5 separate regions of the Homo sapiens genome follow, and all the other regions are linked to region 5. A link is an interaction called in ENCODE POLR2A ChIA-PET data of the cell type or tissue named here. Cell type or tissue: MCF 10A. All regions are shown on one strand. Each heading gives the region's core, and the rest is flanking DNA. Links, peaks and the distances in the headings are about the cores only.

Evidence for each region. ChIA-PET counts read pairs that join two places held together with the same protein. Peaks named below come from ENCODE experiments on the same cell type or tissue, not always from the same donor. Only the 100,000 strongest peaks of a DNase experiment are listed, where the experiment ranks them.
Region 1: POLR2A ChIA-PET joins it to region 5 with 16 read pairs; 3 of 35 experiments call an interaction of 5 or more read pairs at or near these places.
Region 2: POLR2A ChIA-PET joins it to region 5 with 10 read pairs; 2 of 35 experiments call an interaction of 5 or more read pairs at or near these places.
Region 3: POLR2A ChIA-PET joins it to region 5 with 43 read pairs; 10 of 35 experiments call an interaction of 5 or more read pairs at or near these places.
Region 4: POLR2A ChIA-PET joins it to region 5 with 13 read pairs; 3 of 35 experiments call an interaction of 5 or more read pairs at or near these places.

What each region holds. Positions count from the first base shown.
Region 1 is chr20:19,955,349-19,961,432 of GRCh38, forward strand. RIN2 (Ras and Rab interactor 2) reads left to right here. Exons shown (of 13, transcript NM_018993.4): 5 at 1,267-1,459; 6 at 5,352-5,463. Among named protein-coding and RNA genes, the nearest start is that of NAA20, 59 kb to the right of the region's middle. RefSeq lists enhancers at 2,661-3,392, 3,393-4,124. In MCF 10A, for the core only: no CTCF peak of the experiment used is centred there; a DNase peak (open chromatin) is centred at 3,093.
Region 2 is chr20:19,931,832-19,937,915 of GRCh38, forward strand. RIN2 (Ras and Rab interactor 2) reads left to right here. Exons shown (of 13, transcript NM_018993.4): 4 at 3,268-3,368. Among named protein-coding and RNA genes, the nearest start is that of NAA20, 82 kb to the right of the region's middle. In MCF 10A, for the core only: no CTCF peak of the experiment used is centred there; a DNase peak (open chromatin) is centred at 3,240.
Region 3 is chr20:19,990,539-19,996,622 of GRCh38, forward strand. It overlaps RIN2 (Ras and Rab interactor 2), which reads left to right. Exons shown (of 13, transcript NM_018993.4): 11 at 1,630-1,761. Among named protein-coding and RNA genes, the nearest start is that of NAA20, 24 kb to the right of the region's middle. RefSeq lists an enhancer at 2,467-3,338. In MCF 10A, for the core only: a CTCF peak has its summit at 4,915 (motif pointing left); DNase peaks (open chromatin) are centred at 2,733, 3,523 and 4,913.
Region 4 is chr20:19,925,479-19,931,562 of GRCh38, forward strand. All of the region lies in intron 3 of RIN2 (Ras and Rab interactor 2), which reads left to right. Among named protein-coding and RNA genes, the nearest start is that of NAA20, 89 kb to the right of the region's middle. In MCF 10A, for the core only: no CTCF peak of the experiment used is centred there; a DNase peak (open chromatin) is centred at 3,103.
Region 5 is chr20:19,783,911-19,789,994 of GRCh38, forward strand. The region is part of intron 1 of RIN2 (Ras and Rab interactor 2); the gene reads left to right. Among named protein-coding and RNA genes, the nearest start is that of RIN2, 29 kb to the left of the region's middle. In MCF 10A, for the core only: a CTCF peak has its summit at 1,162; DNase peaks (open chromatin) are centred at 1,181, 1,711 and 2,571.

The sequences.
Region 1 (6,084 bases), core at 1,390-5,389, 170 kb after region 5:
TTTTTGAGACAGGGCCTCACTCCTGTTGTCCAGGCTGGAGTGCAGTGGTGGGATCATGGCTTACTGCAGCCTTAAACTCCCAGGCTAGAGCCATCCTCCCACCTCAGCCTCCTGAGTAGCTGGGACTACAGGTGCGCATGACCACACCTGGCTAATTTTTGCATTTTTAGTAGAAATGGAATTTCGTCAGGTTCCACGGGCTGGCTTCAAACTCCTGGGTTCAAGTGATCTGCCTGCCTCAACCTCCCAAAGTGCTGGGATTATAGGCGTGAGCCACCACACTTGGCCACATTTTGTTCATCCACTCATCAGCTGACAGACATTTGGGTTGTTTCCGCTTGTTAGCTATTATGAGTAATGTCGACATGATTTTACGAATAGCACAGCATCACTCCTCTGTGAGGTTTTATTATAAATAATGTCAGTAATAAAAATGCTTAGATTTGTGAGAAGAAATAAAATCCAATCATTCAGGTACAAAATAAATCTGTGTGAGTGCATTTGCCTTTAGACTGGGGCATGGTTGTGCTTATGAGAAATGCTACTGAGCATTAGGAACTCACGGTTACCATCCATGCTATTTCGCATTTAGGGTTCTGTCCTCAAAGTTAGAAATGTTTTATATTGGCCAGGCAGGGTGGCTTATGCCTGTAATCCCAGCACTTTGGAATGCCGAGGTAGGCGGATCACCTGAGGTCAAGAGTTCAAGACCAGCCTGGCCAACATGGCGACACCCTATCTCTATTAAAAATACAAAAATTTAGCCGGGCATTGTGGTGTGCGCCTATAATCCCAGCTACTCAGGAGACTGAGGCAGGAGAATCACTTGAACCCAGGAGACGGAGGTTGCAGTGAGCCCAGATCGCGCCACTGCACTCCAGCCTGGGCAACAGAATAAGACTCCATCTCAAAAAAAAAAAAAAAAAAAAGAAAAGAAAAAGAAAAAAAGAAATGTTTTATGTCGGAAGACAAAGCCTGAATAAATGGCATTTAGGATGCTTAGAACTTTTGAAAATGGGGTTAGGAATAGAAGGTCAGGTCTGCCCAGTGCAAAGTGTTCTTTTTAATATTAGAGATAGAGGGTAAAATAAAACATTGTGTCTGCCCTCAGAAAGCTTTCAGTCTGGAAGAGAAGATGATTAAGGGGGCGATCACAAGATGGGGTATGTGCGGTGGCAAGCCTGGCCTATGAACTTGTAGGGACGGTCTCCTTGTTAGGGAAATGGTACTGCAGCCAGCTGACCGTGCCGCTTCTCTTTCTCCTAGCATGGTAAGACACAAGGATGGTGGCTATTCCGAGGAAGAGGACGTGAAGACCTGTGCCCGGGACTCAGGCTATGACAGCCTCTCCAACAGGCTCAGCATCTTGGACCGGCTCCTCCACACCCACCCCATATGGCTGCAGCTGAGTCTGAGTGAGGAGGAGGCAGCAGAGGTCCTGCAGGCCCAGCCTCCGGGGGTAAGACTCAGAACCTCGGGAAGCAGGTTGAAGCAGGCAGGACTGCTGCCGGCTTAAAGAAAAACACTTGGAGTTAGTTCCAGAAATTTCTTCCTAGCTTGTAAGGAGCATGTCTCTTGATGTGTAACTGGTTTTCAATGCAGAAATATTCTGTAAACCCAGGAACAGAGCCCTTCACGATGTGTCTTTCTGTCTTTATCTGCTCAGTTACCATGGGAGGTACAAGGATCCAGCAGAGAACTGAGCATCTGGGTAGCGAGTAGGGGCCACTGGCCAGAAGCCTGGGTCTGACCTCTTGAGCCTGGACACTGAGGATGAGCCTGGGTCTGAGATCCTTGGTGGCCTCTGCTACCTTCCTCTCCTTCTGAGCCTGGGAGCCCTGCCAAGGTCCAGCCATCCAACTTGGGACCCAGCCTTCAAAAGTTCTGTGTCCACAGACTTGCCTGCTCTGTAGTCCTCTTTTCCCTGGGCTTTCCACACAGACTAAAGTCTAATATGGTTTCCTCAGCTACTGTCTATCCAAGACCACTGTCCGTCCCATCCAGACCACTCCACGACTTGTGGAAGGTCCTCAAAAAAGTGACTGGAGCCGGGCACGGTGGCTCACGCCTGTAATCCCAGCACTTTGGGAGGCCAAGACGGACAGATCACTTGAGGCCAGGATTTCTAGACCAGCCTGGGCAACACAGTGGCACCCTATCTCTACTAAAATTACAAAAATTAGCCCGGTGTGGTGGCACACGCCTGTAATCCCAGCTACTCAGGAGGCTGAGGCAGGAGAATCACTTGAACACAGGAAGTGGAGGTTGCCATGAGCAGAGATTGTGCCACTGCACTCCAGTCTGGGCGACAGAGCAAGAATCTGTCCCCCCCAAAAAAAAAAAGTGATTGGTATCTCTAGTGCTATCCAATATGGTAGCTTCTTGCCCCATGTGGCTGTTTAAATTTACATGAATTAAAGCAAATAAAATTAGAAATTCAGCTCCTCAGTTACCGTAGCCACATTTTAAGTGCTCTCTGGCCTCGGCTGGCTGCCATATTAGATGGTGCAAAATTTGGAACATTGTCATTGTAGTACAAAGTTATAGTGGACGGCATTTGTGTACAGTGTCTACTTCCAAAGGATAAATACAATAAGTCACAGATAAAATAATACTTAACACGCAACACAAGATAGAAACTAAGAACTAGATGGAGAAGCAAGGAGAAAATCCCATTAGTAGCTAGCTGAGGAATGTCATAAGAATTGGGCACTAAATACCTTTTTGAGTTTCCTAGCAGTCAGAGTCTGTCTGTTCTCACTTTTTAAAAAACATATGAATCTTTCTTTATTCCTCATCAGGCAGAAACAGGTAGAACTAAGACGTCTGCTAGAACATGCTCAGGGGAACAAGGCACGGTGCTTTCTCATCTTTGCAGAGAATCCCTTGGCCATAACACAGAGCTGCTGCCTCTAGTTTTGTTCTATAGGATCAGGATTTCCTCACCTTCTGTGAAGCCTAACTTTCAGCCAGTTGAATTGTCTGCTCTTGCATTTCTGCAAAACATTCCAAAGACAGAAGTTGCTGCAGAGCTAGGCAACAGCCTGCCCAGCTCCCCCTCCCAAGGTAGGGCACGTCCACTCTTGCTGAAACCTGCATGGGAAACAAGCCAGGCATGTTCTCTCCATCCACCTGCCTGATCCCTGCACAGGGCCTGCCTGATGAGATTGGGCAGGTTGAGGGCAGGGCCAGGACAGGAGTAACGTGGACCAGGACAGTCAAGAATAACGAAGGGAGAGGCCAGGCATGGTGGCTCAGGCCTGTAATCCCAGCACTTTGGGAGGCCAAGGCGAGCAGATCACTTGAGATCAGGAGTTCGAGACCAGCCTGGCCAACATGGCGAAACCCCGTCTCTACTAAAAATACACAAGTTAGCCAGCCATGGTGGCACGCACCCATAACCCCAGCTACTCCAGAGGCTGAGGCAGGAGAATTGCTTGAACCCAGGAGGTGGAGGTTGCAGTGAGCTGAGATTGCACCACTGCACTCCAGCCTGAATGACAGACCAAGACTCCATCTAAAAATAAAATAATTAAATAAAATAAAGAAGAGAGAGAAAAGCAGGTGGCTAAAAGTGTGTGAAAAAGGAGGATTTGAGAGACTGGCCATGGTGGCATGAGTGAAGTGGGCTCTTGGGGTGCCCATCCTTAATTATTCTACAATCTAAGATAGAGGTCCACAGACTGTTTCTGTAAAGGGCAAAGTAAACTATTTTTGGCTTTGCAGGCCATAGAGTCTCTGTCACAACTACTCAACTACACTATTGTCATGCAAAAGCAGCCATAGACAATATGTAAATGATCGAGCGTGGCTGTATTTCACTACAACTTTACTCAGAAACAGATGGCAGGATGGATTTCGTCTGCAGGCCAGACTTTGCCAACCCCTGATATAACGTAAGGCTGCAGTCCTCCAAAAAATAAGGCCTAGAGGTTGCACTCCCCAACCCCAAGGCTCAGGGAGATCTCCACTTGGAAAAGGGAGTGTTACTTCCTCTCCTAACAACCAACAGCTGCCTCTCCACAGTGCTTTGGCCTCTTACCCCCCTGGATGCTATTTAGGAAGCATCTGCTTCAGTTTTAGGGTGTCCCAGAGGCACTGACTCCCAGAACCTGCTACTGGATGAGTCCTATGGATGCATCCCCATGGTGCCAGGAGAAAAGAGAACTCACGGTCTTCCAGCTTCATTCTTCACCAGATACCCAAGTCCCATACCCATCTTCCCACCCCCCAAATAAAGTATCTTATGAGATATCAACTGGAGATAAAGAGAGGAGCAAAGATTAGGCAGGGAAAAAATGAAAGGCTATAGAAAGGTAGGGGAGAGAATAGGTAGAGAGTAAGGTGTTTAAATGCAGAGGAAAGAGAAGTAGCTAAAGAAGCATGACAGACAGAATAGGAGAAGGGCCATGCTCCACAGAAGGGAACCAGGACTCAGCTGGGCTGCCACACGCCATACTCCAGGGAGAGTCACTTCATTTGTAGGCTAGGTGAATGGTGCCTCCTGGAGTTGTGCAGTGCACGGCCTACACAACAGTACACAGCATACTTAACTCTGCAGTGATGAGGGACAGAATGGTGTCCTGAGATCAGCACTAGGAATTGAACTGTTTTAAAGCATGTGTCTAAAGACAATATTAGGATCTTGAGGGAACTGGTAGAATGTGAAGTGAGTCAGGAATAAATGGACAGCCTCCATGTCCACCGGGGTGAACTTCAGAGTGCATCCACCCACCACCCAAATGGAACAGCCATTTTTCAGCTCCAGTAGATTGTTGCCTGGTCTTGCTATATCATCTCATTTTCCAAGAGGAGCTAGAAATTCAGATTTCAATTTGAAAACAAAAAACAAAGCAACTTCTGCTTTTTCACTGTTGGCCACAAACTTAAATTTCTATTGTAAATATCCTCATAAGCCAAGTTAACCAATGAAATGCCAATTCCTATGGTTTAGTCATGTTACCTGTGTTTAGAATTTAGGTTTCACCAACCAAGATATATAAGACAGGGGCTACAGAATATAACTCATATAAGACAGGGGCTGGAGACCGTAACTCCAGCAGTAAAACAGTCACTGAACTGAAAATGCTTATGCAGACTAGGGGAGTTCTTAGCCCCATGGAGAAGCTTCTGTCAGAGGGAAAGCAGGATTCTTTTGGAGGCAGTAATGAACAAAGGTGTCTGCAGCCTGTGCTCTGAGCACCCCTTTCTATGGCAGGAGAGTTTCCTGCAGGGAGCCATGCAGTGTGGATATGAAGGGATTCTATTCATTGAGTGTGAGGGAAACCAGATGCTTGGGTTCCAACATTCTAGATATTTCCTAAAGCTTGTATTTCTTTTCCCTCCACTAGATCTTCCTGGTTCATAAATCTACCAAGATGCAGAAGAAAGTCCTCTCCCTCCGCCTGCCCTGTGAATTTGGGGCCCCACTCAAGGAATTTGCCATAAAGGAAAGCACATACAGTAAGTGGTCATTGGATGCTCAGGTCCTGACTGACAGGGCCACGGGGCTCTGCAGGGAGTGGAAATGGAAGGAGCTCTGGTTATGAGATGGGCAGATATGGGCCTGAGTCTTGGCACTGAATGACTAGGCAGATAACCTACTCCAGGAGCCTCAGTTTTCTCATCTGTGTAATGGGATGATGGTAACCTCTGAGATGTTAATGAGTCAAACAACCTGAATATAAAGTGTGCAGCCTACTGCATGGCATATGGTAGGGAACTAATAGAGGTTGACTTCCTCTCCCCCTACCCAGTTAAGTGGAACATGAATTCAGTTCCCAGGTTTGCCAGTGACTAAGTTGCAAGGAGACTGTAGCGAGAGAGCCCTTTCACGCTAATCCTAAATCCTAAAGCATGTGTCTGCACTTCTTCGTGAATAAATAATCCCTGAGCAGACCTGTTCCCTCCAGGCAATCAGTGTTCAGTCTTCTATGAAATGCAGCTAATCAGAGGCAGAATCCAACCTTTTGATGAACATTTTGAAGGGAGAGTGGTGTTCAGAAGTGTTGGTTTTCTTTCTGCTGTTCCACGATTGGTCATTGGAAATGTGAAGTGTCGGGAGGCCAAATTTTAAATAAAAAA
Region 2 (6,084 bases), core at 876-4,875, 150 kb after region 5:
AATGTATCCATTCTCCTCTTAATGAACCCTTAGGTGTTCTCACAAATAATGGTGCAACAAATATTCTTGCAAAGGTATCTTTGGGCCCACGTGCAAGTTTAGTCTCTAAAGTACACATATAGGTTTGTGTATCTTTAACCCTACAAGATGTTGCCAAATTGCTTTCCAAAGTAGCTCTGGGGGTAATATTCCTCCAGCAGTGTAAGAGGTGCCATGGTTTGAATGTCACCTCTAAAACTCATGTTGAAATTTAATTGCCATTGTAACGGTCTTAAAAGGTGAGACCTTTAACAGATCATTAGGTCATGAGGGCTCTGCCCTCACAAATGAATTAATGCCGTTATCTTGGTAGCGGGTTAGTTTTCAAAGACGTGGTTTCCTGACAAAAAGAATGAGCTTGGCCGATTTCCTCTCCCTGTCTCCACTCACTTCTGCCTTCCGCCACGGGATGACTCTTACCAGATGCCAGAGTCATGCTCTCGGACTTTCCAGCTTCCAGAACCATGAGCCAAATAAACTTCTGTTCTTAATAAATTAGCCAGTCTGTAGTATTCTGTTATAGCAACAGGAAACAGAGAAAGACAAGGGGGATCCTGTTTTCCCACATCCTAGAGTATTTGGCATTGTCAGACTTTTTAAAAAAACTTTGCCACAGAGATATGTATAAAATAGGATCTCCTAATCATTTCCTCTCTCGAGGCCCCAGTGCTTCTGGAAGCTCCCCCTCTGGTCCTTACTGCAGTCACAGGCACCGAGGGGATGGATCAAGCATGAAGGGCTTGGCTGGCTTCCCTTCTTCTGACCTCTAAGTCCTGGGAGTGTCCAGAGCTATCTGCTGGGCCCCCTTCTCCATCGACCTCTCTCCTTAGATAATCTCTCCCTGCCACAGTGCTTTAGAATGCCAGCCACACATGCCAGTGACTTCCAAACAGAAAAATCTCCATCCAGAGTGTCAGAAGCTACTTCACAGATTTATTTGATGGCTGATAAACAACTGAAATAAATTTAATCTGCCCGAAGTTCAATGCAGTTTCCCCCTCAAGTCTAATTCTTCCCCATTGCTCCCATCTCAGTCAAGGGCAATGCCATTTATTAATTGCTCAAACCAAACACTTCGGAGCCATCCTTGATTATTCTCTTTCTACCACCCCCACATTCAATCCATCAAATTATATCAATTTCTATGTCAAATTGTTCCTAAATTCCCCCGTTCTTTCTAGTTCCACCACTACCACCTCGGTCCAAGCTGCATCATCTCTTGCCTAGACCACTGTAGTTGCTCCTAACTGGTCTTCCTGTTTCTCATCTTGCCCTTTCCAACCACCTCAGTGCCAAGGTGATCGGTTTAGACCATAAAACAGATGTAAAATGGCTTTCTCCTACTTAAGGCCTTCCAATGGTTCTTATCATGGAAGACTCAAGGTGGTGAATACCATGATCTACAAAGTTGGCAAGATCTGATCCCTGCCTGCCTCTCCTCCTGCACACCTTCCTGGCCTCCAGAACTTTCTCTCCATGTGGAGGGCTCTTCCTTTGATCTTTTCATGGCATTCTTGTCATTCAAGGCTCTATCGCTTAAAAAAGACTTGCCCTGACCAACCCGCCCTGATCTGTTTGGCCCCTTTGTTGCTCCCACAGCATTACCTTCACCTGTCTTCATTCTGGAACTGCTCAGTGCTTGGTTCTGGTGTCTTTCTGCCCCACCAGAATCTCATCTCCATGAGAACTGAGATCTTCTCAGCTCCACTCCCCATTTGCAGTACCTGGCATGAAGCGGGAGCCCATAAAAGTTTGTCGAAATAGTGAGTGAATAGATGGGGTCACATTTTAGAACAAGCTTTAAGCGCAAGTGAAGTTTCCCTCCCAGAGTCTGGGTGGGATAAAAGCTACCTGAGACAAGACAACATTTCTCTTTAGTGAGAACAGTGCTCAAATTTCTTAGCCTCAGGACCCCTTGATGCTCTTTAAAATTATTATTGTTGTTGTTATTTTTTTGAGATGGAGCCTCACTCTGTCGCCCAGGCTGGAGTGCAGTGGCATGATCTTGGCTCACTGCAACCTCCATCTCCTGGGTTCAAGTGATTCTCCTACCTCAGCCTCTGGAGTAGCTGGGACTACAGGCACGCACCACCACGCCTGGCTAATTTTTTTGTATTTATGTACAGATGGGGTTTTACCATGTTGGCCAGGCTGGTCTTGAACTCCTGACCTCAAGTGATCTGCCTGCCTCGGCCTCCCAAAGTGCTGGGATTACAGGCAAGAGCCGCTATGCCTGGCCAATGCTCTTAAAAATTATTGAGGATCCCAAAGAACTTATGTTTGTATGGATCATATCTATAAATAGTTGCCATCTTAGAAATTAAAATGAAGGAATTTAATAACGCTTATTTTAAAACAATAATGGACCTGTTACCTGTTAATGTAAATAACGTTTGTATGGAAAATTACTATGTTTTCAAAAAATAGTGAGCAGAGTGGCACCCTTGAGAACAGCCACTGTACACTTACAGTGCCTAGTACGCGCCAGGAAAGACTCTGTTGAATGAGTGAATAGGAGGGTGAAAGATTTTAGACCAGCCTGAAGGGTCAGATGCAGGTGCATGGATAGGTGGGGATCTGAGATGGGGCCGCCTTTTCCCCTAGATGGCCCTGGGGCCCACTCCCCTCCTCCCCACTCATCCACCCCAGCCTCACTCAGTCCTTTCTCTTCCCTTTCCCCAACAATCTTCTCTCCACAGCAGTGCAAAGAATAGAACAAGAAATCATTTTGATGTCGTCAGAAATCAATATGTAAGCTGGATATATCTTTTAAATAAACTCATTTCTATAACAAAATAATCATTGTATGAATTTCAGTCCTTCAAAGGGGGTTCCTTTGGAGGGTTTCCCTTGCCAAATGAATATTGAGGCCCGGTTTTGCCAGGATGTATTTATTCCCGTCTATATTCATGTTGAGAAAGCTAACTGGGTGTTATATTATCTTCCTTATTACAATACTGAAACCTAACAAACTGGGTGTCATATTCTTTTCCTTATTACAATACCGAAACCTAAGTTCTTCCCCTTTCTAAGGAGAAGCTGCCTCCTCCCCCTTTATTTTTTCCTCTGGCTAGAGGAAATTCACAGAGCCAAGATTAAAAAAAAAAAAAAAGAAATAGAAAAAGATGGTCATCTCTGTTCCTATTGAAAAGCCTGAGTTCCCCGGGCGCTGTGGGCATGCCACGCCTCTCCACTTCCTGACGTCATACTATTTTTGTCTTTGAATAGCTCATTGACACAATTGCCTCGGAGATCGGAGAACTGAAACAGGAGATGGTGCGGACAGATGTCAACCTGGAAAATGGCCTGGAACCCGCTGAAACCCACAGGTGACCAGAGACACGGTTAGGTGATGGGTGCGAGAAAGGGATCGAGTGAACCCTGGCACTGCCAAGGGCTGACTTGCAGTCACTCCTCAGAAGTCTGGGAGCTGGGAGTGTGGTAGCAGCTCTAGATGAAATCCTCTGTAGGAGGTGGGAGTGGCCTAGGAACTAGTTGTCTGCTTGTTTATTTTAATCACTTTGAAGGCACTTGAACTTTATACTCTCTCAATTCCTCCTGGCACCAGAACCCGGAAACCTAAAATTGTCTGTGCCATATCCACCTACTCCCAATGATGGAAACAGTAATGCAGCAAGATCCAGCGTGTGCAAAGTAGAATTCAGTGTAGCCGTGTGAGTCTCCAGAAGGCTTACAGGGGAGCAGCTAAAGAGGATGGACTCATTTTGCATTCTCAGGTCAGAGAAAAACCCCAGCAGTCTCCAAAAAACCATTAACCTGAAAAGCCGTGCAGTGATTGGAAACTGGATGTGGTTGTAAATTCGATACAAAGGGAAGGCGGCGTGCTGTGCTGTTGAAGGCGATACCTGTGCACATACTGCACACCGTCTGAATAGGAGGCAAGGGACTGGTCTGTACCTGGAGAAAGGGGGTGCAAAGGTCGGGGGGTGGTGGGAAGTTGAAGGTGACTTCTTCCAACTTTGATGCTAACAAGATAACAATATAATGGCTATAAAAAGACACAGACACTTCGTGCCTTAGAGGCCAGATTTGTTAACAGCTTCCCCTTTCTCCCAGAAAGTGGGGCTGAGCCTGCCTGGAGCAGTGTGAGGCTGAGATTTATGGAGTAGGTTTTGCCTGCAAGTCATGCAACAGGCAGGCCAGCCAGATGGTTCTGGTTGTCCAGGCAAGTTTCAAACCAGCCCGACTAGTTCCGCCATACGCTGACGGGAGAGAGCAACATCCCAGGGAGGCACTTGCAGCTGGAAGGTGGTACTTTGATACCCGATGTCTCTGGGGGAACAGCACTCACCCTTAATTCTCTGTGCCTTCCTTTCCTTTCCTTCTCTACAAAACGATGGGGGTGAACCAGATGGTCCCCCTGCTCCTTGCAGCACACCCAGCATTCTATGATTGTTCTTGACCTCAGTGTGAAAGTCTTATTTTTTCCCCATAAACTAGACAAATGCACAATGATTTTCAGGTAGTGACTCTCTGCCTCACCTCCAGAGTAGTTTCAAACATCGTGGAACTTTAGCCAGGGAATTTCTCTATCCTGTGCCTTGTTGAGCTAAAATTTAATTGGGAGTCTAGGCTGATAACAACAGAAAAGAGAGCTTTGGTAGCACTGATTTCTTTCATAGCCAGGAAAGGCGGCTCTGTGAGATCAACCCCAAGCTCCACAGATGACAGACACCCAGACACAGAGCGGCGGAAACCTTTCCCCTGCATATAAGCACAGGGGATTTTGGGGGTGTGAGAAGGACGTTCTGAACATGTGAGGGGCCCTCAAGATCTTGTTTTCTGACTCCGGTGGGTATTAGAGTGAGAGCTGGGTGGTTGCTTAATCTTTAACATTTCCTTCCATCTTTTCCTTTTCAGAGGTAAGAATAACTGTAAGCAGTCCACAACAGCCTTTTTTCCCAGATGAATGTCACTTTGAATGCTATGTTGCTTAATTCATGAATTTATACATTTGCAAAGGCATTTTATTTGGCTTTTTTTTAACAGAAAAGAAAGAGGAAAAAGCAAGATGAGTTGTCTTTATTTAACAATATAGATCATGTTGGCCATGTGGCAACACTGTTCATATTAAACTACTGTTCTAAGTCGCTTATAGCGACTAACTTACGGAATCTTCCTAGCACTTCCAGGAGGGAAAGCTCTTTAGGGCCTGCATTTGACTGATGTGGAAACTGTGTGCTGTGGGGAAAAAGCTACACAGTTTTGGCTTCTGTGCTGGAGTGTCTTGCTGATTTTTTAGAAGTAGTGAGTTTGGTTTTAATTTCTCCATTTTGTCCAATGGAGCTGTCAGGAGGGCCAGTTCAGTTATTTCTAAGATCAAGGAAAAGCATAGCTGTGGCCACAATTCAGCCTGGCACAGAGCAGCAGCCAAAGGGGAGAGGAGGGAAGAGGAAAGCAGACCAGTAGGTAGCAGAGTTGCTTTCAGCAAAACCCCTGGAGAAAGAAGTGGCGAGCACCGCCCGGGCCCCTGGCTCTGCACGTCTGACGGCTGCAGGAAATGCACCGCCGTCAGCTTCCTCTGCAGCTTCGTACTCTGTGAGTGTGAGCTGGGATAGGGAGTCGCCTATCCCACCACAGCCACCACGAAATGTCTATGGTTCCTTAGTTGATGGAATACCAGATTAAGCACCAAGCTAGTCCCTAGGTTAGGAATCACTATTACTCTAGCTGTGTTAGTGTTTGGTTGCTCTTTCGTGCTTAATATTGAGATAACCTTGATCTTTAACTTTGTCTTGTGCCATGGACTCCTTCTCTGAATAATCTTTTGAATGCATAAAATAACATATATAGGATGTCATGGGAAAAACAATTACAGTGAAGTCCAGTGATCAGAATGTTTCAGTGTGTGTTTCAGCATGTGCTTCCATGGCATAGGTGCTTCTGTTTTACATGTGACAGATAGGCATAAATGACACAATCTCTGTAACAGCTGTGACAACGGTGAAACCTCTGTGGTTTCTGTTGGTGACAAAATCACAGGTCGTGATACTACTACTGTGGTTTGTTGCCTACAATCAAAAT
Region 3 (6,084 bases), core at 1,113-5,112, 210 kb after region 5:
TTTAATTAAAGATTTAGTTCAGAGTATGGTTACAAATTCAGTCTCTGGAGTCTGAGTTCAAATCTTCCCTCCGAGAAGAAGAAAATTAACTGAGGGACTTTGGCCCCCTTAATCAACCTTGCACGCTGTAGTTTTCTGCGTCTTTAGCCGGATGTCACCCTTTCTTTCATGAGGTGGGGATTAGCTGAGACAGCCCACACATAGCCCCAAGTGCAATGGAAATGTCAGCGATTATCATTACAACATTTTGGCCAATGAGGGTTTGTGTCAATGACCTATAGTATGTGAAAGAAACTCTGAACATTCAGTTATAATGAGGCCTCATTAGAGCCGCTTCATTGGCTAGCCCTTCTTTGCTACAAGCTGAAGCAATATAATTGAAATTCACCGAAGAGTTACAATCTTGGAAAGCCAGCCCTCAGATTTAGCCTTGTTGTTTCCTGTAGATGCAGGGGTAACCATGAATCCTGGATAGTAATGGAGCCCTGCATTGTCCCAGGTCTTCAGTAAGCTTATTGTAATTCTGAAGACGATTACGAACTTTTCTTCTGAGTGAAATTGCTTAATGGAGAAGCAGCAGAGAGAAAACACAGGCTGTATTAACCACTGCTTGAGTAGACAGGAATGTGTGTGCACTTTGGGAATTGTTGAGTGAAGAAGTTAAAATATGAGCTCCTGGGCGTGGTAATGATAGCAAGTGAACATCACCTCACAAGTTTGCAAGCATATTTCACATATAGGAAACATATTTTCTATAGTTCACAGTTATTTATAAAAATTCCCCAAATAATATCTGAATATCTGAATTCCCCAAATAATTCAGAAGGATTATGCTCTTCTGAAGCACAGTTCCTCAACACACACACTAAAGACATTAATGTAGACAGGATAATTCTTCTTTTGGGGGCTGCCCTGCTTCCTGTAGGAAGTTTAGCAGCATTCCAGATGTCATCTGCATCCCCACCCTCCAGTTATGTCAATGAAAAATGTCTTCAGACAGTGCCAAATGTCCCCTGGGGGACAAAATTATCTCCAGTTGAGAACCACTGATGTAAAGAAAACTAGAAGTAAACACTAACATTTTTTGCCATATATTTCCATTAATCAATGTGTATATTCAACATGTACTGAATTGGCACGTTTAAAGAAATTAACTGTGTGCTCACATTAAATACAGAGCAAAGTTAGCTTATTCCTGGTTTGAGTTTGACCTTGTCATTATGTTTGTAAATAATGTGCACAGCAAGAAAGAGGAAGTAAGACACAAAGAATTAGCATAAGTAAATATTTTGTAAGCATTTTATAATCTTGTTTGCTGAAAGTTAAAATATTTTAACGAGTATTCTGTTCTATCACATAATTTTATACAAATTATAAAAGTAGGGAGAAAATCTGTAATGTGTTCATTGGTTCATAGACATTCATTCTGAAACTGTAAGGGCTGGTCTCTAACATTAGCAGCTGGGAGGGTCAGAGGCTACATAGGATTCCAGAAACACTCACCTCTGTTTATAAATAGCACAGTTCCCCCCAGAGTGACTCCTTGCTGTCTAATAAAAGCAGCAAGAAGGATGTGAAAGAAAGAAAAGTTGGTAAAAATATTCCATCTCCTTCTCTTCCTGCTCTCAGGGAGGATGTATGGCGCTGATGACTTCTTGCCAGTCCTGACCTATGTCATAGCCCAGTGTGACATGCTTGAATTGGACACTGAAATCGAGTACATGATGGAGCTCCTAGACCCATCGCTGTTACATGGAGAAGGTAACTGCTTTTGAGAAAAGTTGAAGGAACTGGGTGCTATTTTTTTCATTTTTTTATAATTGAGACGAAATTCATGTCACATAACATTAATCATTTTACAGTGAATAATTCAGTGGCATTTAGTATATTCACAATGTCATGCATTCTCCACCTTTATTTAGTGTCAAACTATTTTCCTCACCCTAAAATAAAATTCTGCACCCATGAAGCAGTTACTTGGGTGCTTTTTTGACATCTTAAGTGTTAACTGAATTTTTTATTAATTTAAAAGAGTGTACTAACCTTTTTCTGATTGCAAAAGTAATACACACTCGTGGTAGAAAATTTGGAAAAGTCAGGAAAAACACAAAGAAAAAATATAACCCCATCTTAACTATACTTCACTAAGATTGCTTAATGGCAATAAAAAAAATACATTCAGTAGAATAAATGCCATTTTTTTTGGAAGAAATGGTTTCTTTGGCTCCAAGAGGAAATTATAAACTTTTGTTGAGGATATTTCCATTGCCAGGAAAATAACCTGCTCTTATATTAGTGAAATGGATAAAAGCTTGGCTTTGTTTTTATTTTTTAAAATTTCGTTTTCAAGGTGAAAACAGTATTAATTTTTTTCCAGTTTTTTTTAAGTATCTTTTCATTTTTATAGTAAAAATACAGGGGTGTGGAATCTGTGCAGTTTGCTCTCAATTTACGTTGGCATTCGGGTTCCTTCTCCTTGTGTCTGCCTAACCCCAACATGTCTTAGCAGAAATTCCTTCTCCTTACACATAGCTTAGGTATTTTACATGGAAATGATTAGGATGTTTGGCACAGTAGTGCACAGCCTTGAAACGCAGAAATAACTGGGACTCTATGTGAGCTTATCTTTTCAAAGGAGAACAAATCAGGGCCTGTGCACTGTGAATCCTCTTAATCCATTTTTATATATCCAGATAAAAGCCCAGACAAGCCCTGGGGGGGATTGTCACGGTTTCGTTTTTTTTTTTCCCGTGAGTTTCAGTCTGGGCTTGAGTAGAAAGGTCCATCTCTGACAGGATTCCCTAAGGAATGAGTCATCCCAGCATTTTCCCTGGAGGGAATGAAATGCATTTTTACCACCCCCAGAATGTGCCCCCTTAGTCTCCTCAGTCCTGTAATGTGAATTCACCAGGCCTTAACTTTTCCTGTCGGAGGGACCGCCCTCCTTGGAGCCCGATTATGCCCTTCCCACGTGACCATGGGTAGTGCTGACTCAGGATGGGGGATGAATATCTCTCCTCCCGTACCCGATCCCAGGCAGGTATGAATGGGCCTCTTTCATGCTTTCACCCTTTAGCCTCTTCTGTCCCCTTATTAATATTACTAACCATGGAACCAGACACTCCCCGATGAGCCTCCAAGGCCCTCCCTGGAGCTTTTCTTGCCTGCTCTGCCCTGGGATTAGACAGGACAAGGCCAAACATGTGGTTTTGCCCAGGGACCAAGAGAAGCATGTTAGTCTACATAGCATGCTTTCCTTCCTTCCACTGTAATGTTTGTTATTAATACAGTTTGGGGTTTGGTTATTCTTTTTCGAGCTTCGATCATGTTTAATTCTAGTAATATAAGTATGTAGAGCTCTTAGGGCTTTGGGGAAAAAGACACGCCGGTTTCACTTAGAAAGTCGATTCTGTTGCTGACAATGTGCACTCAGGACAAACATTGCTTGTATCTTGTGGCTCAAGGATAGAAACAGCTACTTCCTGCCCCTTTCCCAGATTGGCCCAGGGCAAGGCCCTGTGTTGATGACTAATGGACAGGTGGCTGTCTTCTCCTCCACGAATCCCACAAGAAAGACAAGGGCACAGCTAGTGAGGATACAAAAGCTGCTGGTGAGCTCGCACTTAAATAGAGCCTGCTTCCACTTAACCGTGTCTGGGGCTTCTTGGCTGCCTTCCTTGGGAAGTAGGCGGCCCAGTTGGGTTGGCTGTGATCACAGACCAGGCCTGCACAGCATCGAACTGAAGCTATGCAGCCTGGGAGGAAGAGGCTACTGAGCAGTGGCAAAAATACAGATTGGACTTTTCCGTGCCTGCCCAAAGTCCTCTTTGGTTTGCGGGGTAGCAGCCACGTCTGTTTTCCGCTGTTTAAGCAGGTATTCTCATTTACCAAAAAGGCGTCATAGAATCCCTTAGAAGTGCACAGCTCTTGTGGTAGGGTTATAGTCTTGCTGAAATTTAAAACCTTCTCTAATTGCATCCACATGTTTCAAAGTGTGGTCAATTTTGTGCTTCCAGCATTTGAGTTTTCTCCTTAGCGTCCTGAACAGATGAGAGCTAGGGAGTCTAAAATTTGAAGTCCAAAGGAGCCCCCCTCCACCCCCACAAAGATTGTAACAGTTCTCCGAGTCCTTGCTCAAATCCTGACCCTCCATACGGCCTTTCCTGAATACTTATGTTCATATTGATTTCTCCTGAAATTCTCCATGTAGCATCTGTATTCTGGATTACTGAGTTTCACACACAGTCACATGCTGATTTGTTTGTGGGGCGAATATTTGGTAAAGATCAACAATTCAAAACTCTTAACTAGGGTGATTATACTGTAGGTGGCAAGGTCTGGAAAACCCTTCAGATCACTCTATACACAAAAAGCTTGACATGTGATCAATGGAAAGTGCATGGCTCAGGGTGACCCAGATTATGCCGCGGGAAAAAATAACCTCAAGTCTTCATCTGCAACCTGAAAACAAGAAGGGTATTTTTCTTTCTCGTGTTCATGTCCAGCACGAGTTTGCAGGGCGTGTGGCTCCTGATCCACATGGAGGGGACAGTTGCCATCTTGCATATTGCCACTTATTGACCAGAGAGAGGCTTCTGCAGGGTCTCACATGAATAAAGCTAAATACTTTGGCCCTAAAGGTGACACTTCTGCACAAAACTCATTTCGCCAAACTAACTTCTGGTCCCTGCAGGAATAAATTGCCAGTGTCTGTTTTTTTTTTAAAAAAAAAAAAAAAAACAAAACACATTCATAAACTTCTGGAGAGTGGGGACTCAGATTCTATTTCTTACAAACCTACTTTCTTCTCTGTAGCTGTGGCTCACAGTAGAGATTCAATGAGTATTTTGACAAAGAATGTCTCTAAATCTAAAATATGCTGTGCCCAATTAGGGAATTTTTAATAAACATTCAGGGCGACCCCTAGTGGCTCTTCAGCGCAGAGACCATAAGTTCCTCCCCAGGCACCTAATTATATGTTAGGACAAAAACTATGAAGGAATACATACACATCTTACAGTGTCGTCAGCCCTTTTTACACTCCTCAAGAACATAAGAGATCATTCCTAAATACACCATCACAGGAACATCACTTTCCTGTAAATTATTTTATCCTAAATGCCAGATGTTATGTTAGTCCCAAAGGAAGGGGGGGGTAAGAAAGGGAATCAAGGGAGAGAAATTATTTTTGAAGTGTCCACATTTTTGCGAACAGTTCTTTCAAAGTGTATAGTTTACTTAAGATTTAGAAAATACTCATTGCGTTTTTTCCTTTTTACTTTTTTTTAAACCAAATTCTTGTTTATCAGAGATAGAAAATATCAATTTCTAAAAGAAAAAGCCAAGAGCAAGTGTTGCCACGAGTCTGGACTGATGGAGGGGATACTGGCCTTGGATCACCTCACACGCCTGACTTTCCCCCCACCTCCCCGTCAGGCCTTAATACCCCAACTACTCCTGGCAAACATTTTTCATAATTGCACTTTAATAATTTCGGCTGGGCATGGTGGTCATGCCTGTAATCCCAGCACTTTGAGAGGCCGAGACAGGTGGATCAGTTGAGGCCAAGGTTCAAGACCAGCCTGGCCAATATGGTGAAACCCCATCTCTACTAAAAATACAAAAATTAGCCAGGCGTGGTGGTGCATGCCTTTAATCCGAGCCACTCGGGAGGCTGAGGTGGGAGCGTCGCTTGAACCTGGGAGGCGGAGGTTGCAGTGAGCTGAGATTGTGCCACTGCACTCCAGCCTGGGTGACAAAGCAAGACGCCGTCTCAAAAACAAACAAACAAAAAAACAAACAAACAAAAAAAACACTTTAGTGGCTTGGTCAGTCTCACGCACTAGAATGGAAATCCCATCATTGAAAAACAGGAACCTTGTCAGCCTGGCTTGTCTGTGCCCCCTTGGCCCCTCCCAGGCCTGGGTCGCTCCAGAAATCTCTGTGGGATGGCTGTGTGAAGGGATGGATGGAGGAGTGAGTGCCATGCTCTTGGGTGTGTGCTTCTGTGATCCCACAAGGAAATGCATGTTGAAGAAATACTAAAAATACAAAACATGCCTTCTAACGCTGGCATCCCCTGTT
Region 4 (6,084 bases), core at 1,238-5,237, 140 kb after region 5:
AAAATTTAAAAGGCAGAAAAACAATGAAAGAGATCATATGTGAAACATATCAGACAATGGATTCATATACACAACCAACTTATGCAACTTAATTTTAAAAAATCAAGAAACCACAAAATAGGCAACAGATGAATGAAAAGGCAATTCCTTGCAAGAGGAAATAGAAATAAACGATAAAAATATAATCAGGGCAAAGCAAATGAAAACAAAAATTATTTCTGCTCATCAGATTGGTCTGCTTAAATGTTTGATAATATCAATCATTGACAAGCAGCGTGGACACTTTCACAGATGGCAGGGGCAGTGCAGAAGGGCACAGCCACCCGGGGAGCAATGTGGCACCAGCTCAGAACCTGCTACATGCATAGGCTCCAGCATTTTCTCTGAGGTTTCACACAGTGCACAAGGGAACACACACACAGGTGACCATCACAGCCCTGCCTGTGATAGCAAAACTCTGGAAACAACTAAGCCTCTATCAAAATAGAATGGATATGTGGATTGTGGTATATCCCTATGGTGGAAAACCGTTCCCACTTACAACAAATGAACCAGGGCTTCGTGTATCAGTGTGGATAAACCTCATTACAATTTGTCGAGTGAAATTAGTAAGCCAGTACAATTCCTTTGGTTGGAGAAAACACAGATGATACCATTCAAGGATGATACACACAAAACTGATAACAGTGGTTACATCTGAGTAGGTGAAGGAGATTATGGGTGATGGTCAAGGGAGATTACTTTTAAGTACAATCATTTATTTTCTTTAATTAAAATATATTCATTTGTGACATTTGTAATTACAATTAAATATCAAAAATATAAATGCAAACACCCTTGGGAGGAGTAATACACAAAGTTAAAAGAAAAGAAGCAATGTTCTCCAAAGGTGTGCTTGCATCATTGTCCAGGTGCCCCTCTGCAAGTGAAGGGGAAAAGCCTCCATTACGTTTTTGTTTTCCAGGTGACAGTTCCTGGGGGCAAAGGTCATTTGAAAGTTTGGAGGAAGCTCATTATTTTCCAGACTAGTTTAGAAAAACCCCAACATGAGAGGTACCCACCACACCAGGAGGCTCCTCAGCCAAGCAGAAGCACATGGTCGAGGGAACTGTTTGGGTAATGCGGTTTTTTTAGGATCTGGAGGTAGATCTGATACCGCAGAGCTGATTCCCGGATTATAAATGCTTACCACACCTCAAGGCCAAGTTGATGCACTTGGGGAATGGAAATTCCATAGCTGGGAGCCAAGGACTTGACTTTTCCCACACCCTAAGTTTCAAGTCTTCAACATATCAGCAACACATCCCTTTTCAAACCACTGATAACATTCCTGAATGAGACTTGGAATTTGAAGAGCGCTGTATCAGGACTTGTGCTATAAGCACTTTCTTATTTGACTTTTACTTGACCTTCAAGAGAATTTTTCTCCTTTTATCTAACCCTAAAAGAAAGAAAACAAGACTTGGGGTTCCTCCCTTTTCCCTCCTCCCTGCAGCTTCCTATGCATGCAAAGAAGCATACAACAACTTTTCTCTCTATTAGGGGAAATTCAGCGCCTAGTGGGCAAATCTCTAGGTTAGAGGCTTCTGAGCAGACAGGCAGGAGGAGATTGGACTCCGCGGACATTGTTTCTTTGTAGTCCCAGGTCTCTGCTGCTGGTGATTAAATGGCCTCTTTCCAGGAGGGGAGGTACATGAATCCATTTTAAGTGTCTTTTAGTATCAGCTCTCTGGTTAATAACAATTGCCATTAATATAAAGAGATAATTTGTTACTTATTTATTTTAAGAGATGGGGTCTCACTCTGTTACCTAGGCTGGAGTGCAGTGGCACCGTCATGGCTCACTGCAGCCTTGAACTCCTGGGCTCAAGTGAGCCACCTTCCTCAGCCTCCTGAGTAGCTGGGACTACAAGGCACATGCCACCATGCCTGGGTAATTTTTTTTTTCTTTTTGGAGATGGAGTCTCACTCTGTTGCCCAGGCTAGAGTGCAGTGGCGTGATCTTGGCTCACTGCAACCTCTGTCTCCCAGGTTCAAGTAATTCTCTTGCCTCAGCCTCCTGAGTAGCTGGGACTACAGGTGCATGCCGCCATGCCCAACTAATTTTTTGTATTTTAGTAGAGACGGGGTTCCACTGTGTTGCCCAGGCTGGTCTGAAACTCCTGAGTTCAGGCAATCTGCCCACCTTGGCCTCCAAAAGTGCTAAGATTACAAGCGTGAGCCACCACGCCCAGCCAATTTTTTACTTTTTTGTAGAGCCAAGGTCTCTCTATGTTGCTTAGGCTGGTCTCAAACTCCTGGGCTCAAGTGATCCTCCTGCCTCAGACTCCCACAGCACTGGGATTATAGGGGTAGGCTACTGCTCCCGGCCAAGAGATCATTTAAATAGGAAGAGGATTAGAGAGTATTTAGGTGCCTATTGAAGTGTTTTGTTTTGTTTTTGAGATGGAGTCTCACTCTGTAGCCCAGGCTGGAGTGCAGTGGTATGACCTCGGCTCACTGCAACCTCCACCACCTGGGTTCAAGTGATTCTCCTGCCTCCGCCTTCGGAGTAGCTGGGACTATAGGTGCACACCACCATGCCCGGCTAATTTTTGTATTTTTAGTAGAGACAGGGTTTCACCATGTTGGCCAGGCTGGTTTCGAACTCCTGACTTCAGGTCATCTGCCCACCTCAGCCTCCCAAAATGTTGGGATTACAGGCGTGAGCCACTGTGCCCGACCTGTTGCAGTGTTTTAATCTCATTGTCCTTTTTATTCCTCCAATGACCTTCCCTTGACATCATCAGCCCTAGCTTTGGGGATTTAAGGATGAGGGCACCCAAATGGGTCGCCCAAGGCGACCCAGCCAACCGGGGCCCGAGACAGGATTTGAAGACAGATTTTTCTGAGCCAAAAGCTGGTATGCCTACCCCTACTCCCAGCTGTCAGGTCACCAGTCAGAGCTTCAGGCCACACCGCCTCGAAATTGCACAAGTTGCTGCCTGAAGAATGGCCCCTTGGATGAGGTCCCCGCCTACTGAGAAATTATGCAGAATGATTACAAAATGGTACAAATTACTGTAGACTCCTGCACCAGACTGGAACTCAGCAGGCCCAGCCTTGCCCAGGCCCAGCCCTGGGTGTGACCTCAAAGGGCTGGGAAAGAACTTGGGCCTTCTCCAGTTATTCTCTTGCCCTTGGCCAGGATGCCAGCTCTTATGCAGGAGCACTCAGGTGAACACCTCAGGCTTCTCAAGGTGTGTTATGCACGAATGCAGGACGAGGGAGTGGACCCAACCCCTGACCTGCCTTCCTCTCCCTCTTGTGGTCACCAGCACCCCCTCTTCTTCCCTGGAAGTCCCCAGCCAGGCCAGCAGCCCACTCTCTCCCAGCTTCTAAAGGCAACACATCACCCCTCTGTCCTGCTGTACATGCCTGCAGGGAAAAACAAACACAGGCAATGCCCCGGCAAGACCTCCGTTGAGGTCTGCTGTGCTGTATAAGGATAGGTGGCTATCCCTTGGGTTGGGGTCTTTGTCACTGCTTGTGGGATTTTCTGGGAATGATGCAGCTGTGCTGGGTGTTTGATGTAAGAACCATGGTCTCACCAACTTTGTGCCTTGTCAGCCTTGTCCTATCTGACCCTCTGGCTGCACTGAATCACAGGTGGCTCTGCCACCACTTTCCCAGGTGTCCACAGACGAGCAGGGGTGTAGTGAGCAGCACTCACTCACCAGCTTTGCAGATGTTTAGACAGCCCCTCCCCATGCTTGCAGGAATTCTGCACAGGTACAGGGATGTGTTAGAGGCTGGGATTGTGTAAGTGGGTCTGGAGAAACTTCAGTTAGTAGCACCAGTTTTTTGTGTTTTTGTTTTTGGGTTTTGTTTGTTTGTTTGTTTGTTTGTTTTGGTCTGGTTTGAGACAGAGTCTCGCTCTGTCACCCAGGCTGGAGTGCAGTGGCTCAATCTGGGCTCACTGCAACCTCTGCCTCCCGGGTTCAAGCGATTCTCCTCCCTCAGCCTCCCAAGTAGCTGGAATTATAGGCACATGCCACCATACCCAGCGAATTTTTGCATTTTTAGTAGAGATGGGATTTTATCATGTTGGCGAGGCTGGTTTCAAACTCCTGACCTCAAGTGAACCGCCCACCTCAGCCTCCGGAAGTGCTGGGATTACAGGCATGAGCCACCACACTGGGCCTGTAGCACCAACTGCTATTGGCTTTGTCATGGGAAAGCTGACATTAAAACTGGCCTCCTTTGTTGGGTGACAAGTTATTTCTGCCCTCAAAGAAGGAAATTTTGAAGAAGCAAGTGTAAGGGATGAGATTGAAAGTCTGTGAGAATTAGAAACAAACAAATAAATCAACACAAACTTGTCCAAAAACAACTTCAAAAAAACACCCAAAATCCCTTCAGTGGGACAAAATCCAACCGTCAGAGGGGAGGAAGTGTTTTGTGATGCTAACTGCTGCTGGCGGAGGGCCCAGTGGGTATATACACATGATTCTGAGAGGCAGGACTGGCCCTGGAACACTAAACTCTGGTCCATTTGTGAGATTAAATCCCTCTGCACTCTGGGACAAGTGAGTCAGGACTGAATGGAAGGGGAGGGAAAAGTTGCTGGGGGCTGGGGCTGGGGGGGATGCGAGGGACCAAAAAAAAGTCCCCACATCCAGCAGGGAAGGGTCCACAGCGATCCAGCCAAGTGCAACCTCTGTGCTTGTCCACCCTCGTGCCTTGGGGTCATGGTGCCTTCCTCTGCACTAGAGATAGGTGGCATGGCAATGGTGCCTTCCTCTGCACTAGAGATAGGTGGCATGGCATGATTGGTGACTTGGCATGGGAGTGCCGCTAAGTGACAGCCACAGACACCGTCAGCTTCTTGTGTGTGGCCAGATGTAGAGAAGGAATTGAGGAGGAAACTTGGAGGTCTGGAGATCCAGCCAACAGCATCGGCAAGAGCGGTACCCAGACAAAAACAGCCTGGCTGAAGGGAATCAACTGATGCCCATTCTGATGAGAATCAAGGCCATTTGGGGTTTTTATGTTCAAATCAGTATGATGGTTGTGAAGGTAACCAAAGTGTGGAGAGGGAAATGTACCCAGTGACGGGGCTTCCTGCTGGGGTGGGAGTCCTCTCTTTGAGGTTTGCCAGAGGCTGTGGCCGGCCCTCCCTCACAAGGCCTTCTGCTTCTGATAGGTGTGTGGCTCTCCTGTTTGGGGCCACAGCCACGGTCCAGAATGAAGCAGGGCCTAGTCCCAGGGTGGTGGGGCTTCAGCAGACGTACCCAAACTCCCCTCAACCCCTTCCTTGCTTCTACCTTTTTAGTCCCTTCACTCCTTCCATTTTCATACACACCACCCTTTCTTTTTCTTGTTTTCCTAAAATTTTGTTTACAAAGTACTTTAAGCATACAGAAAACCACACACCATATTAAAATACCCATCACTCAGCACTGTCAAATGTCATCATTTCGCCATTTCATTTTAAGAAATAAAATCTTTCCAGGCACGGTGGTGCCTATCTGCAATCCCAGAGCTTTGGGAGACCAAGGTGGGAGGATTGCTTGAGGCCAGGAGTTCAAGACCAGCCTGCACAACATGGTGAGAAAGTGTCTCTACAAAATAAATACATAAATAAAATCTCACACGTGACCGAGCCCATTGACCTGTGAACACTTTCATCCATTTCTCCTGTCTAGAGGTAACCACTATCCTGGATTAGGATTATAACCCCATACATATTAGGATAGCCTTTGTGTCTATGTGTGTATCTATAAACATACAGTACAGTTTTGCATGCATTTATAATTTTAATAATATAACATGTAACAGTATTTTATTTTTAAAAAAACTTTTTATAGAGACGATCTCACTATGTTGTCCAGGCTGGTCTCCAACTCCTGGCCTCAAGCAGTTCTCCCACCTTGGCCTCCCAAAATGCTGAGATTACAGGCATGAGCTACCACATCTGGCCTAATAATATATTTTAAAACCTAACATAGACGAAATAGTATTCTTTCAACATGTTATCAATATAAACATTATATGGATACATTTTATTTGTTAATTTGTTATGTCATAGTTGTACATATTTTG
Region 5 (6,084 bases), core at 923-4,922:
TCAGGCAAGGAGACGGGGATGCTGGCTGTGTGGAGTCCAGCAGGCTGTCGTGGAAGAGGGGACACGAGCAGCACCTGCAGTGTCTACTCCAGGGCCGAGGCCAGGTTAGCACAGTGAGACACTGACGGACACAGTGTGTCAGAGCAGGGCTGGCACGTGGCACCGGATGGCGCTGCTTGAAATTGGCCAATTGCCTGCTACCCCAAGGCAACTGGAAAATCACATGCGGCTTTGCCAGCAACTCCTGCAACCTGTAGTTTTATTCAGGACAGCAGATGCTATCAAGGGTGCTGTGCCCTTTGCTGATGCAGTTGATGTAGGAAGTTTGCTTGTTTTGGTGATGGCTGATGATATCTAAGAATTGTAGCTTCAAGTATGCTATAGTGGTCAGAAAGGAATTTAAACAATTATGTGTGTGTGTGTGTATGTGTGTGTGTATGCATTTAGTTATTACAAAGGGTTCCTTGTTTAAAAAGCTATATATACTGTTGCACTAAGAAATGCTTGTATTGTGAAGAGCAAATAGATTTGGGTAAATGGATGTTTTAGCACAGTAAATGGCATTATTATTTAAACACATAGGGAACTCTGAATTTCAGTAGAATAATGGTGGTTGCCTGCATCCAAATCTCTTACCATAACTTAAAAAAATTTACCCAAATCAACAAATAGAGCAAATAAAACCATTGTTTACACAAGCCCTCAGGATTACTAAGAGACAAAATTCTACAGACTTCAAATTTCCTGTAAGTAGTGAGAGAAGTATCCAGGTCCAGCCAGGCAGGCTCCGGAGCCCGCCCCTGTCTAGAGCATTGGGCGGGGACCACAGAGGACAAGTGGAGAAGGGCAGGAGTGTGCATAGCCCGGGGTGATGCAGCCCAGATCACATTACCCCTGGAAGGACAGGCCCCATCCTGAGTGGGAATACCAGACAGTGTGAGACTGGAGGCTACAGCCGTAGGAAAGGCGAGGTTACTGGGAGAGAGGAGGGAAACTAGGAAGGGCACTGCCCCTTGGAGACTTGGTGATATCCAGAAAGAAGGCAAAAAGAATAAAATAAAGGGTCCTTCAGAGATCAAAGAAAACCGCAAAATCAGACATGCTTCCCCTCTTCCAGAGTAAGCACAATAAAGAAATTACACTTCACTCTATCAACGGTAGAGGGCGCATCTGAATCAAGAAACCTGGCTAACCACCCACACGCTGTCCCCTGCCTACATCAACTCTCACTCACGATCCAGTAAAGAAAATAGATGACAAAAGGAGCAGAAAGTGGCAGACAACGTGCAAGCAAAGCTGCAATCAGAAGAAACGAGTTTGTGAATCTAAGCATTTCAGCTAGTCAATGTTCTCACCCCTCTACATACACACACACACACACACACACACACCAGAGCAAAAGAAAACTAATGACATTCCACCACTAATTAAATGTCCTAACATAAGAACTTTCATATGCTAAAAAACCCAACCTTTAATAAAAAAATCAGAACTAAAATGGGCAAAACCCAGGATGAAGTGAAATGAGAGTTGACTGAACTCCGGAGAGGAAATGGGGAAATTCAGTTTGCAGATGCTTTTGTGCTGCCAGGCAGGACATCCTTTCAGTGGACAGTAGATGGACAAGAACTGTTGCCTTTTCCCATCCACAGGCCTATGTTTTCTAAACCCCAGCCCAAGGCAAGCATTTCTTATCCATAAGCGTACTGGCTATTTCAGTGGGGAACATTGTGCAAGGCCAATGTTGGCTATCATTTTTACTTGCCAAGTTCTCTATTATATGAGACTAGGAAATACCCAAATACTTTCCCAGGGAAGATCAAGTTGAGTGGATTAAACTTTCCAAGGAGAGCTTCATTCTCCTTGGTAATATGTCAAACTTTCAGAGATAAACTTTTCAGAGATGTTTTCAAATTGTAATGAATGACTACCATAAATGATGCCGTATTTTATACTTTAAAAAGTAATTTTCATACATTATATTCATCATTAAAGTTGTATATATGTCAAAGTAACACATGTGATAGTTTCTTCCCTGCCTCTGTGTGACCACAAGCAGCTTAGAAATGCTTCGCCTTGGTTTATACATGTGAAAAATGAGAATGGGAATGGCTTCCCCCTCTGTGAGATTTCCAGTGCATTGCTAACTTCAGTCTGTGGGACAGATTGTATTTTTCTAAACATAGCCACAATGTCATCACCCATCCCACACCTTCTCCTAGGCACCTCCTTATCAAGAGGTAAAGTTGAATGCCTGTCTCTTGAGTCTGAGTGGGTTTGTGTCTCACTTGTACCCAATAGAATGCAGCAGAAATAATACTGCATTACTTCTGAGGATAATTTGGAAAGAAAAAGATAGTGCAATTTCCACCTTGCTGTCTGGTACATTCTTGCTGGAGTGCTGAGCTGCCATGCAAGCAGTTAGACTGTTCTGAGGCTACCATGCTATGAGGAAACCCAAACTAGCCCCGGGCAAACAGATCACATGACAAAGCCCTGAAGCTACATGAAGAAAGAGAGAGATACCGTAGCAGTCTCCAGCTGTTCCAGCCATACCTTCCCGTTCCCCACCCCCACACACTCTGCCTTTTGTTCCAGTTCCAGTTACCATCTGGCTGCAACCACATTTGAGACTCTGAGCCAGAACAACCCAGCCAAGCCCTTCCTGAATTCCAGACACTCAGAAACCATGGCAATAATAAAATGATTATTGTTTTAAGCCACTGAGTCTTGCGGTGACTAGTTATATAGCAATAGATAATGAGGATGCATGAAGCGTGAAGATGCATGAAGCCATCATTTCTAGGGAAAGTGTAGTGACTATGCCTAATACCTTTTGCGGTAGTGCTGTTTTGGATAATTTTTATAGCGGAAGTTGATAGGACAGAACATGTCTCTTTGGGGAAGAATTATATTCCTCTCTAGATTTAGCTTACATGCTAACCTTTCCAGTGGAAAAGAATTGAGTTATTTTCCAGTGATTTTCTGTTTTTGTACTTGCAAAGCTTTATGTATCTATTGCTTTTGGTGAAAGTAAATGATAGGATAGGTTACTGGAGAGCTATTTATTTTGTTTCTGGATGGGATAAAGCTAAAAGGACATAGGGACTAAAAATGTGGCTGCTGGTCTCAAGGATTTCTAATGAAACCCAACATTGGGTAGCTCTCAAGTTAATTCTATGGTGAGCAAACATATTTAACATTCTAGGCCATAATAAAGACAAATGACTGTCTGGGCACAGTGGCTCATACCTGTAATCCCAGCACTTTGGGAGGCCGAGGCAGGCAGATCACAAGGTCAGGAGTTCGAGACCAGCCTGGCCAACATGGTGACACTCCATCTCTACTAAAAAAATACAAAAATTAGCTGGGCATGGTGGCGTGCAGCTGTAATCCTAGCTACTTGGGAAGCTGAGGCAGGAGAATTGCTTGAACCCAGGAGGCAGAGGTTGCAGTGAGCTGAGATCGCACCAGTGCACTCCTGCCTGGGCGACAGAGCAAGACTCCATCTTAAAAAAAAAAAAAAAAAAAAAAAAGAGAGAGAGAGAGAGAAATGACCTCAAATGCGGGGCTAGAGGGAGAAGATTTTATTCCTGATGGCAAAAGTGTAGTGATTAATGTCATGGAGTCAGATGGTTTGAATCCTGGCTCCCTCACTTACTGGCTGTGTGACCACAGGCAAGTAAATTTATCTCTCATGCCTTTGTTGCCTCATCTGTTGTTATGAAGGTTATGGCAAGGATTGGATGAAATAATAGACATAAATGGCTTAATACAATGTCAAGCATATACTGAGTGCTCAATAAGTGGTAGCTAGTGCTATCATTATGTTATGCTTTCTGGATTTTGTATTTTAAGCTCCAGGTCCAGAGACATAGATCTAGTAAGGGGAGGATAGACAGTTCAGGTATTAAACTGCTTGACTCAAGCATGTGCTTACTGGCAACCATGTTACTACCCTATGCATTACACAAGACAATCTCAGATCTACTCCATCTATCCCAGGTGATGGTCTTTTCCAAATAGAGGAAGACTTCCTCTATCAGTAATGTAAAGTACTACACCCCTCCCTAACTTGTATTTCCAAATAAGTTATTGTGTTTTTATTGTAGAATTTAACATTTAGATTAAAAATACTTAGTGCGATCTCAGCAAACTACCATGGAAAGGTAACCACTTGAATCTGACAAAGGGTATGTGCAAGCCATGTTGAATGGTGAAATACTTAATGCTTTCACTCTGATGTATGGAATAACACAAGCGTGCCCTATCACTCTTATTCACTGTCACCTTATAGCATCTATCACTCTGTCATCTGTATTCAACAATATACTGGTAGTCTTACCAGGACACTAAGGCAAGAAAAAGAAAGAAATGTTATTAAAATTAGAAAATAAGAATTGGCCAGGTGCATTGCCTCATGCCTGTAATCCCAGCACTTTGGGGGGCTGAGGCAGGCAGATCACTTAAAGTCAGGAGTTCAAGACTAGCCTGGCCAACATGGCGAAATCCTGTCTCTGCCAAAAAAAAAAAAAAAAACAACTAGCTAGGCATGGTGGCAGGCACCTGTAATCCCAGTTACTTGGAAGGCTGAGGCAGGAGAATCACCTGATCCCAGTAGACAGAGGTTGCAGTGGGCTGGGATGGCACCACTGCACTCCAGCCTGGGCAACAAAGCAAGACTTTGTCTCGAAAAAAAAAAAAAAAATTAAAATTGCCATTACTCAGGAGTTAATATACTAGTAACAAGTAGAAAATTAAATAGAAAATGTGATCTACAGTACCATACAAAAAAAACCTTAACAATAGATATGCAAGAACACCACACTAAAACTACAAAACATTGAGAGAAATTAAAGAAGACCTAAATAGATAGAAGGACATACCATGTTCATGGATTGAGATATTTTAAAGATGTCATTTATCCCCAAAGTGATCTACGGACTCATTAAAATTTCAAATAAGTCCTAGCAGAATTATTTTCTGTTTAAATTGGCAAGTTAATTCCAAACTGTAGGTGAAACTGAAAAATAATTATAAAATTCAAAGCCATATTTAAGAACAACAGCAAATCTGTAGCTCTTACATTACCAATTATTAAGACATGCTATAAAGCTACATAATGAAGACTGTGGCATCAGAACAAGGATAGACAAATAGGTAAATGGAACAGAAGTGAGAGTTCAGAGACAGAGCTACAAGATAATGCAGTATCTTGGCTTACAACAAAGGCTACACTGCAATTAAGCGGGTGTGGAGGCGGGAGAAGAGTCTTTTCCACAGATGGCGCTAGTCAGTTGATATTCCTGAGGAAAAAAATAAAACTTGATTCCTATGCCATACACAAAAATGATTTTATGATGGATCATAGGCTTAAATGTTAAAACTAAAACAATTAACCTTCTAGAAAAAATACAAGAGAAATATCTTCGTGAACTTGGGATATGCGAAGATTTTTTAAAATAATACTTTTAACTTAAGATGTGTGCACTTTACTGTATGTTAATTATACTTCAATAGAATTTCCTCTCCCTTGTCTTTTGTTATGTGACACTCTTAATTTTCTTCCTAGTCCTTTATGATTTCTCTATCTTGCCTAGTTTCTTTTATTTTGTACAAGATTCTTTCTGTGGTTTACTTACTTTCTCTTGCTGCAGTTGGTATCTTGGGCATTTTACCTATTTGTAGCTTTAGCTGCCTGCTCCCTGTAGGTGGCTCCTAATCTTATAACTGTTGTTCCAATCTGCCTCCTCCCATGGGGTCGTAGGACTCTCAGGGACATCCAACTATTGCCTGGTTCCCTGCCATGTGCTTCAGTCCCCTCTATGCATCCCCATGGGTTGTTGTTCAGTCTGTGCTTTAATATTTTTGATGAGGAGAAAATCACCCAGTCCCAAAGTGCTAGCCAGAGATTCCTCACCTCGAGTTGCAATTTGTCTTCCTCTAATTTCTCTCCTTTGGTTCTCCTCTTATCTGTCACTGAGCAAGTCTAATTCCACTCACATGACAGAGGCTTCCCTGCTTTTTCTTTTCTCCAAGTCAATCATCCAAGACTCCTTCAAACATCTTTTCCTAAACATGGTC